2 separate regions of the Homo sapiens genome follow, and region 1 is linked to region 2. A link is an interaction called in ENCODE POLR2A ChIA-PET data of the cell type or tissue named here. Cell type or tissue: OCI-LY7. All regions are shown on one strand. Each heading gives the region's core, and the rest is flanking DNA. Links, peaks and the distances in the headings are about the cores only. Region 1 has its middle 2.7 kb from the start of MIIP. Region 2 overlaps PLOD1 (procollagen-lysine,2-oxoglutarate 5-dioxygenase 1).

Region 1 (5,370 bases), core at 79-5,078, 70 kb before region 2:
TCGGCCGGCCGTCTTGATTGGTCAGGTGAGGGGCAGGGCCGGGACGTCTGGTGAGCGTTACTCGGCGATCCGAAGTGTCAGTTTCAGCGTGGGGGCGGGACTAAGAGCGGAGCTACACAACCGATTGGTCAATTTTCGAGGCCGGTGCGGAGGTCGATTCCTGGAATGGGGCGGGCCCCGGAAGGGCGAGCTCCGATTGGTCAGCTGCGGGACTGGATACGCTGAGTTCAGCAGCGGCAGTTTCAGTCAGGCTGGGCGGCCTAGGCTCGGCGCAGGCGGCAGTCCGGAGCGGCGGGGTAGGTGGGGCAGGCGGCTGGCTACTCATTGTACTCATCGTTTCATACTTTTCTTTTTTTTTTTTTTTTTGGAGACGGAGTCTCACTCTGTTGCCCAGGCTGGAGTGCAGTGGCGCGATCTCGGCTCACCACAATCTCTGCCTCCCGAGTTCAAGCGATTGATTCTCCTGCCTCAGCCTCCCGAGTAGCTGGGACTACAGGCGAGCGCCACCATGCCCGGCTTTTTTTTTTTTTTTTTTTTTTTTTTTTTTTTTTTTTGTATTTTTAGTAGAGACAGGGTTTCACTATGTTGGCCAGGCTGGTCTCGAACTCCTGACCTCGTGATCCGCCCGCCCCGGCCTCCCAAAATGCTGGGATTACAGGCATGAGCCACTGCGCCCGGCCTGCTTTATACTTTCATTCAGGTTTTTAGCGAGTGCCCGCTTTGCGCCAGAAGATAAGGACTACACAGTAAACAAGAAAGTGTAGTATTGGGGCCGGCCGCGGTTGCTCACGCCAGTAAACCTAAAAATACAAAAATTAGCCGGGCGAGGTGGCCGGCGCCTGTAATCCCAGCTACTAGGGAGGCTGAGGCAGGAGAATCGCTTGAACCCAGCTACTAGGGAGGCAGAGATTGCAGTGAACCGAGATCGCGCCACTGCACTCCAGCCTGGATGACAGAGCAAGACGCAAGACTCCATCTCAAAAAAGAAAAAAAAAAAAAAGATACCCAGCCTGGGCAACATGGCAAAACCCCGTCTCTACAAAAAATGAGCCAGGCACGTACCTGTAGTCCAGCTACTCGGGAGGCTGAGATGGGAGGATCACCTGAGTCCAAGAGGCTGAGGCTGTGGTGAGCTTTGATTGCACCACTGCACTCCACCCTGACTGAGAGACCCTGTCTCAATAAATAAATTAATTTAAAAAAGAAAGAAAGTGTGGTATTGGCGTCCAGGTAGACAAATGGATCAATGCAACAGAATAGAGTTCCGATATGTGAGCAATTAATTTTTGACAAAAATGAAAGTGCAATTCAGTGGAGAAAGGATAATGCCTTCGGCCCGGGGCGGTGGCTCACGCCTGTAATCCCAGCGCTTTGGGATGCCGAGGTGGGCAGATGGCTTGAGGTAAGGAGTTACAGCCCAGCGACACCCAGCACCCCCCCCAAAAAAATTTATTTTATCAATAATGTGTGTGGAAACTTGGGAAAACAAGAAGAGATGGTGTCTTCAACAAATGTTGTAGGTATAATTGGATATCCACACACTCATCCTAAAAAAAAAAAAAAGAAACCCATATGCAAAAATTAACCTAGAATGGATCATAGATCTAGTTGTGAAACCTAAACTATATAACTTAGAAAAACTGGGGCCGGGCGCAGTGGCCCACGCCTGTAATCCCAGCACTTTGGGAGGCCGAGGCGGGTGGATCACCTGAGGTCAGGAGTTCAAGATCAGCTTGGGCAACATGGCGAAACCCCGTCTCTACTAAAAATACAAAAATTGGCTGGGCGCGGTGGCTTACGTCTGTAATCCCAGCACTTTGGGAGGTCCAGGCAGGCGGATCACCTGAGGTCGGGAGTTCCAGACCAGCCTGACCAACATGGAGAAACCCCGTCTCTACTAAAAATACAAAATTAGCCGGGCATGGTGGCGCATACCTGTAATCCCAGCTGCTCGGGAGGCTGAGGCAGGAGAATCGCTTGAACCCGGGAGGCGGAGGTCGTGGTGAGCCAAAATCGCACCATTGCACTCCAGCCTGGGCAACAAGAGTGAAACTCTGTCTCAAATTAAAAAAAAAAAAAAAAAAGAATGAAAAGAAGATAGGTAGCCCCTCTACCTCCAGAAGAGCCGAGGGTGATAACACCAGGCACCGAGCTAGCAGGAAGCCCTCCGACTCAAGAAGATGGCTGATCCTTGGCAGGAATGCATGGATTATGCAGTAACTCTAGCAAGATGAGCTGGAGAGGTAGTTTGTGATGCTCTAAAAAATGAAATGAGGCCGGGCACGACGTCTCAGGCCTGTAATCCCAGCACTTTGGGAGGCCAAGGCGGGCGGATCAGTTGAGGTCAGGAATTTGAAACCAGCCTGGCTAACATGGTGAAACCCCGTCTCTATTAAAAATAGAAAAAAATTAGCCGGGTGTGGTGGTGGGCACCTGTAATCCCAGCTACTCGAGAGGCTGAGGCAGGAGAATGGCTTGAACCTGGGAGGCGGAGGTTGCAGTGAGCCGCGATTGTGCCACGGCACTCCAGCCTGGGTGACAGAGTAAGACTGTCTCAAAAAAAAAAAAAAAAAAAACTATATATATATATGAACCCACATTCACTACTGGTGGGGATATAAGACAGTATAACCACTTCACAAAATCTGTAGAAGTTAAACATAAATTTACCATATGGCCCAGCAAGTCCAGCCTGAGATATCTACCTACAAAAAATGAAAACATCTGCCTACACAGAGATTTGAACACTAATGTTCCTAGCAGAAATACGCATAATGTTGTCTAGAAGATCACCAGGGTGGCTAAATAGTAGAAAGGAGCACTTTATTGTTGATACTTGTTTGCAAACCAGGAAGAGATGGTTTGCAGCATGCACTGAAGGTGCTCTCTTCCAAGAGAGAAAGGACAGGTTGGGTTTTATGCCTCACAGGGCCCATATTCATACATATTTAGCAGGTTTGAGGGAAAAGCTGTATACATATTTATGAGAGGAGGTGAGCTCATGTGCATTGGCTAAACAGGTTGTTCACAGCTTCTGTAAGCTGGCTGAAACTGGCTTAAGTTCTGCAGTTGCTTATCAGAAAAGAATGTTTATTGGCTGGGTGTGATGGCTCATGCCTGTAGTTCCGGCACTCTGGGAGGCTGGGGCAGGAGGATCACTTGAGCTTGGGAATTAGAGGCCAGCCTGGGCAACACAGTAAGATCCCATCTATTTTTTTTTTTTTTTTTTGAGACGGGGTCTCATTCTGTTGCCTAGGTTGGAGTGCAGTGATGCAATCTCGGCTCACTGCAGCCTCCACCTCCTGGGTTCAAGTGATTCTCCTACCTCAGCCCCCGGAATAGCTGGGACTACCAGTGCACACCACCATGCTGGGCTAATTTTTGTATTTTTTGTAGAGACAGGGTTTTGCCAGATTGCCCAGGCTGGTCTCAAACTCATGAATTCAAGCGATCCTCTCACCTCAGCCTCCCAAAGTGCTGGGATTACAGGCATGAGGCACTGTGCCCAGCCAACATACATTCTCTATTTGAAAAATTAAATTAAAAAAAGAAAAAGAATATTTGTGTCCAGACATGGTGGCTCACACCTATAATCCCAGCACTTTGGGAGGCCAAGGTGTGAGGATCATTTGAGATCAGGAGTTCGAAACCAGCCTGAGTAACATAGTGAGATCCCTCGTCTCTACAAAAAAACAAAAAATTATCCGGGCATGGTGGCGCACACTTTTAATCCCAGCTATTCGGGAGGCTAAGGTGAGAGGATCACTTGAGTCTGGGAGGTCAAGTCTGCAGTGAGCCGTGATTGCGCCACTGCACTCCAGCCAACAAAAACCTACCTCAAAAAAAAAAAAAAAGTTTGTCAGACCGGTCCCCTGTGTAATCAGAGGCATAAGGGTTTGGTTTGTAAATCAAGACTTGAGATAATTTGCCTGATGGCTCCTGATGTTAGGGAGTTTAGCGAGTATGTTGTTTTTCTTTGTAACTGAAAAAGGTTACTAATCAGTGAGTGAGATTTTTGTTGTTGTTGTTGTTGTTTTGAGAGGGAGCCTCCCTCTGTTGCCAGGCTGGAGCGCAATGGCGTGATCTCGGCTCATTGCAACCCCCACCTCCCAGGTTTAAGCAATTCTCCTGCCTCAGCCACCCTAGTATCTGGGATTACAGGTGCACGCCACCAAGCCTGGCTAATTTTTGTATTTCTAGTAGAGATGGGGTTTCACCATGTTGGCCAGGCTGGTCTTGAACTCCTGACCTCGTGATCCGCCCACCTCCCAAAAGTGTTGGGATTACAGGCGTGAGCCATCGCGTCTGGCCCCAGGGGCAGATTTTTATCCACCTTAGTCACTGCTATATCTCCAGTGCTTAGAACCATGCTTAGCACATAGTAAGTGCACAAATATTTTGCTGAATTAATGAACTTCCTCATTTGAGGAAATTAGGGAAAATAGACCATTGGATTTTGAGATTAGGGCTCATGCGTATGAAATGTCTGACATACTAAACTCTCAAAGTTCGCTGTTCTTATCTCAAGCCTAAGAGTCCCACTTAGACACAGGAAACCATCCACTTGAGGACACGGTGAACAACTTAGCTGACATCTGCGAGGAGGGCCCTGCTTCTGAGGCCACATTATGAAGCCAGATGCTCTCCGAGAGAGCTGCCTGGGCTGTCACCCCAGTGCTTGGGACACAGTGGAACATTCCTGACTACCTACTTTTTGTGATTAAATAGGGACATTGTTACCAGAGGGCTAAAACTTCCAGCCTCTCAGATTCGCCAGTGGACAGATGAGGTAGTCAGAGAAAGCACAGGAATGAGGCTGGCCTTGACTGGGAATAACTAAGCAGCATTTGCATAAGGCAAGAAGGCCCTTTTTCAAACTATGGCTCATCACCCGGGATGATGCTGTCGTGAACAATTTAGTGGGTTGTACATAACATCTTGTTAATGACAGAAACTACTTGTTTTGTGGATTGCAAAAAAAAAAAAGGTAATGATTCATTTTTTTTTTGTTACCTGAGAAAGTCTTTGGCTGCTGCCTTGAAACAGCCACAAGATGGCGAGGATAGGCGGGGACAAGGCAGGAACAGGAACCTAGATCCGGGCTGATGGTTATGATGGAGGTGAGGAAACTGGGCAGGGTCAACAGACTTGGAAGACAGCAGGTGACAGATTTGGTGCAGCACGTGTGACCGTGGACTCGAGGGTGATGCCCCAAGTGTGTAGCCTGGGAATCTGGAAGGATGAGGTTGCTATCAGCTGAGCTGTGGCCTCTGTGGGCGAGCAGGGCGGACACTGGGCAGCACCAGAGCCAAGAGGACAGCTGTAGGGGCGGGGAAACTGACTGACTACCCCTGTATCTACTCCTGAGGA
Region 2 (5,314 bases), core at 1-5,000:
AGGCCGAGACGTGTGGACCACCTGAGGTCAGGAATTCAAGACCAGACTGGCCAACATGGCGAAACCCTGTCTCTACTAAAAACACAAAAATTAGCGGCGTGTGGTGGCACATGCCTCTAATTCCAGCTACTCGGGAGGCTAAAGTAGGAGAATTGCTTGAACCCGGGAGGTGGGGGTTCCAGTGAGCCGAAATCGCTCCATTGCACTTCAGCCTGGGAGACAGAGCAACACTCCGTCTCAAAAAAAGAGAAAAAGAAATAATTTTTTTGCTCCTGTGGGTCCAGCAACTCTGACCCTCCCCTGTAAGGAAACCATTCTCCACCTGTATGAGGATTAGCCGGTTCCTGGTGGTCATGTGACCATGCCTGTCCAATCAGAATGTCCCACCCTTCCTGCCCCTCCCACATCCGGAGATTTGAGCATGTGACCCCAGCATGGCCTATCAGCGCCTTCCCTGGGACTGTTCTGTGAAAAACAGAACAGTCTGCAGGCCTTTCCTAAAAAGGAAAGCCTGTCTCCTTCTGCTGAAGTTGAGAAACTGGGGCACATGAATCTGTGGCTGGTGGTCATCTTGCCACCACGATTAAAACAAACAGGGCCTAGAGATGGAAACACAAGGCCCTCACTTTGCTGCTTGAATCCCTGGATCCAGCCATGCCTGAAGCAACCCTCTGCTGCAACCCTCATTCATGTGAGCTGATACACTTGCTTGCTGACTTAATGCCACTAGATTGCAAGCTCTGTGTAAGCAATGACATGTTCTGTATTGTCCATCACCCTATTGCCAGTGCCCAACCTTGTGCCTGACATAAGGAAGCACTCAGGATACTCGTCTCCCTGCAGGGCTCAGCCCCATGGACTGCACACAGATGACACCAAGCCCATGCCAGTGGTCGATCGGGCATTAGCTCATGTTTCTTTTTTCTTTTATTTTCTTTTTTTTTTTTGAGACAGAGTTTCACTCTATTGCCCAGGCTGGAGTGCAGTGACGCCACCTCGGCTCACTGCAACCTCCGCCTCCCAGGTTCAAGTGATTCTCCCGCCTCAGCCTCCTAAGCAGCTGGGATTACAGGTGCGTGCCATCATGCCCAGCTAATTTTTTTATATTTTTAGTAGAGATGGGGTTTCGCCATGTTGGCCAGGCTGGTCTCGAACTCCTGACCTCAGTGGATCATCAGACTCCCAAAGTGCTGGGAATACAGGCGTGAGCCCCTGTGCGGGACCACTCATGTTTCTTTAGAGCAGTGTTTATAATACCGGGAAGATGTCTAGACCGTGCCCATCCCCAAATTACGGGGTGGTACTTGTGGAAATGCTGATCCCGAGGCCCTGTCCTCTAAACTAGCCTCTCAGCTGAGGCTCCTGCACACTAACATCTGAGCATTTCTTTAGCCAACTCTTTCCCTCTCCATCACCCCCTAGACTCATGCTGTGTCCTCTGCTGTGTCTTCCCATTCCCGACTAACTCATTTTCATCCTTCAGGCTTCCAGAAGCCTCCCCTGTGGCCCCAAGTCTATCTTAAGAGACGTGGTAGTTTGGAAAGGACACTAGCTCCTAGATCCTCCTGCCACCCCTCACTGTCTCTGCCTCACCCAGGAAACCCCTTACCTGGATCTTGTAGTTGAAGAACTGAGCTGAGCGCTTGAAGCGACGGAATCCCTCGGTCTCCTTAGTGGCCACCGTGAGGACTAAAAGGTTGTCTGCAGACAGAGGAGGGTATGGTGAATGGGAATGGAGGATGAGGGAGGTGACAGGGAGGAGGTCTTTGTTCCCAGTGACCTGTCAAATTCTGGCAGGAAGTGTCTTCATGTCAACCCATTACAGAACAGGGCCCAGGGAAGAAAGGATGATAGAGCAGGAAATAACCCAGGTCTCCTGAGTCTCCTCCAGGGCTCCCTCCACCCAGTAACTGACCGATATAGTTGGATATTTGTCCCCTCCAAATTGCACATTGAAATGTGATCCCCACTGTTGGAGGTGGGGCCCAGTGGGAGGTGTTTGGGTCACAGAGGTAGATCCCTCATGAATGGCTTGGTGCCATCTCCTTGGTAATGAGTGAGTTCTTGCTCTGAGTTCATGTGAGAGCTGGTTGGTTTTTATTTTTTTGAGACAGAGTCTCACTCTGTCACCCAGGCTGGAGTGCAGTGGCATGATCTCAGCTCACTGCAACCTCCACCTCCTGGGTTCAAGCTATTCTCCTGCCTCAGCCTCCCAAGTAGCTGGGACTACAGGCGGGTGCCACCACACCTGGCTAATTTTTATGTTTTTAGTAGACACGGGGCTTTGCCACGTTGGCCAGGCTGGTCTTGAACAGCTGACCTCTGGTGATCTGCTTCAGCCTCCGAAAGTGCTGGGATTACAAGCATGAGTCATCATGCCCGACCAAGAGAGCTGGGTTGTTTTTTTTGTTTGTTTGTTTGTTTTTGTTTTTTTTTTTTTGAGACAGCATCTCACTCTGTCACCGAAGCTGGAGTGCAGTGGCACAATCTCAACTCACTGCAACCTCCGCCTCCTGAGTAGCTGGGACTACAGGCACTCGCCACCATGCCCAGCTAATTTTTGTATTTTTAATAGAGGCGGGGTTTCATCATGTTGGCCAGGCTGGTCTCAAACTCCTGACCGCAAATGATCCACACGCCTTGGCCTCCCAAAGTGCCAGGATTACAGGCATGAGCCACCGTGCCCAGCAGAGAGCTGGTTGTTTAAAAGAGCCTTGCACTTCCTCCTCTCTCTTGCTCCAGCTCTCACCATGTGACATGCCTGCCATGAGTCAAAGCTTCCTGAGGCCTCACTGGAAGCAGAACAGATGCTGGTGGTATGCTTGTACAGCCTGCAGAACTGTGAGCCAAATAAACCTCTTGAGAAATCACCCAGCCACGGGTACTTCTTTACAGCAACATAAAACAGACAAATACACTGACCAACATGTCATGAAGCATGTGCTGTAGACAGGAGAGGTGTCTACACCCTACATTATAGGACTGAGTTTCTGGCTTTAGAGGGTGTGGAAGGAAGATTACTCTGAATGCTGACCACCAGGAAGATCTCTCTGGCCAATGATAGACAATTAGCCCAGGGACAGCAAATACATGGCTCACAGGTCCCTGCTCTCCATACCTAACCCAGGACAGACATTGCTAATCTATCTCACAGTCTTTCTTGCTGAGTATCACATGGCTCTAGATTCTCCCAACACCATGCTTGAGGCTCTTAGAACCAATGAGTCGGCCCAGAGTGGAAACTGACTTGAAATCTACTGGTCCACTGCTGACCTTTGGCCAGGGCAGCCATTCCTACAATTTTAACAAGGAACCTCTCCCAGGCTCTGTAGTGTGGCCTGCCTCTGCAACAGAATCTTCTGGAAATAACTCCCCAGAGAGCATCTCAGGGAGCCCTGGGGAAGCCCCTCTCAGAGCACACTTTGAAGCTGTGTTCTCTGAGAAGCGAGGAGTCTGGAGCTAGCCTGCCTGGTTAGAATCCTAGCTCTGCTCCTTAATAGCCATGTGACCTGGGGCAAGTCCCTAGCCCTTCTGAGACTCAGTTTCCCCCTTGGAAAGCAGGGATAATAATAGTACCTACTTCTCAGGGCTGCTGGAGTAATTAAATGAGATCAGGCATGTAAAATCTTTATTGGGATGCTCGGCACACATGAAGAGGTATTACTGAAGGCTGGTCACAGTGGCTCACACCGGTAATCCCAGCACTTTGGGAGGCTGAGGCAGGCAGATCACTTGAGATCAGGAGTTCGAGAACAGCCTGGCCAACATGGTGAAACCCCGTCTCTACTAAAAATACAAAAATTAGCTGGGCGTGGTGGCATGTGCCTGTAGTCCTAGCTACTTGGGAGGCTGAGACAGGAGAATTGCTTGAACCCAGAAGGTAGAGGTTGCAGTGAGCCAAGATCGCACCACTGCACTCCAGCCTGGGTGACAGAGCAAGACTCCACCTCAAAAATAAAAATAAAAATAAATAAAAATAAAGAGGTATTACTGGTGCTGATTAATGAGAAGCAAATGCCTTGGCCTGGCATTCAAGGCCCTCTCTGATCTGGCGGGTGATATACTCATCCCTCTCCATCATGCAGGCCCTCCTCCAACTGGAGGGGGTCTCTCCTTGCTGGGTTCCTCCCATGCAAGGGATCATGCAAGGGACCATGCAAGGGACCTCCCATGCAAGGGACCTCCCATGCAAGGGACCATGGCTCCCTCTGTGTCCCCTTTCTTGTTTTTGTTTTTTGGGTTTTTTTTTTTGAGACCCAATCTCACTCCCGTTGCCCAGGCTGGAGTGCAGAGGCACAATCATGGCTCATGGCTCACTGCAACCTTGACTTCCTGCACTCAGGTGATCCTCCCACCTTAGCCTCCCAGGTAGCTGGGAGGGACTGCAGGTGCACCCCACCAAGCCCAGCTAAATTTTTTAGTGGAGATGAGGTTTCACCATGTTACTCAGGCTGGTCTGGAACTCCCAGCCTCAACCAATCTGCGCACCTTGGCCTCCCAAAGTGCTGGGATTACAGGCGTGAGCCACCACACCCGGCCTGTGTCTCCTTTCTCTAACCTTCCTCCAGGTCCCAGGGCCAGTGACAATGACGTCCCTTCCACCTCTATGAAGCCTTCTCGGATTTCTCCTGCCCTCTCTGGCCTCCAAGCCACAGAGGCAAGACCCACACTGCAGTGCTCATCATTGTTTCCCTGGGTGAGTCTTAGCTCCCTGAGGGTCTGCAGCTTACACTTCTCACCTGGTGGCCAGATTGACAGCAGGCAGGTAAGGCCCTCCCCTCCCACCACCTCAGGAAGTCAGGAGGAACCTAGACTGTAGGAACAAAGGGGCCTGGCTTGCCAGAGCTGGCGGGGCAGGGGTAGCTGGGGCAGGGGTAGCCGGGGCAGGGAGCTGGCCCCAGGGCAGAGGGCTGGCGCCAGGCGGCCCAGCAGGGATTGGCAGGGATTAGCTGCGGTGCTGGGGGAGGAGGGGGTGGATACACCAGGCAGGTGTGGGAAGGAGAGGCCTCACTACCTGAACCTGGGATCCAGAAACGAGGGATGCTGCTCACACTTGGGGAAGGGCTCCCCCGAGCTCCTGCCAGGACGGTGAAGTCTCTCCCCAGGTGAAGAGAACCAGAGCCACCAGCTCTGAGGCCCTCTTGGCAACAGGGGGCTGCTGGGGACAGGAAGAGTGTCACATTTCATGGATGGAAAAAGCCAGCGTGAGAGCATGTGAGTGAGTGTGTGTGTGTGTGTGTGTGTGTGTGTGTGTACGCGTGCATGCGCAATTCAGGATTCTTGATGGAACAGGCTCTTGAACTCCAGCAGCAGG

The links. ChIA-PET counts read pairs that join two places held together with the same protein. Peaks named below come from ENCODE experiments on the same cell type or tissue, not always from the same donor. Only the 100,000 strongest peaks of a DNase experiment are listed, where the experiment ranks them.
Region 1: POLR2A ChIA-PET joins it to region 2 with 5 read pairs; 10 of 35 experiments call an interaction of 5 or more read pairs at or near these places.

The regions. Positions count from the first base shown.
Region 1 is chr1:12,014,119-12,019,488 of GRCh38, reverse strand. No RefSeq gene overlaps it. Among named protein-coding and RNA genes, the nearest start is that of MIIP, 2.7 kb to the left of the region's middle. RefSeq lists enhancers at 82-161, 1-204, 282-331. In OCI-LY7, for the core only: CTCF peaks have their summits at 4,820 and 5,019 (motif pointing right); a DNase peak (open chromatin) is centred at 108; H3K4me3 peaks cover 689 bases.
Region 2 is chr1:11,944,363-11,949,676 of GRCh38, reverse strand. It overlaps PLOD1 (procollagen-lysine,2-oxoglutarate 5-dioxygenase 1), which reads right to left. Exons shown (of 19, transcript NM_000302.4): 2 at 1,610-1,701. Among named protein-coding and RNA genes, the nearest start is that of PLOD1, 12 kb to the right of the region's middle. RefSeq lists enhancers at 3,891-4,566, 4,567-5,243, 5,071-5,314. In OCI-LY7, for the core only: no CTCF peak of the experiment used is centred there; a DNase peak (open chromatin) is centred at 406.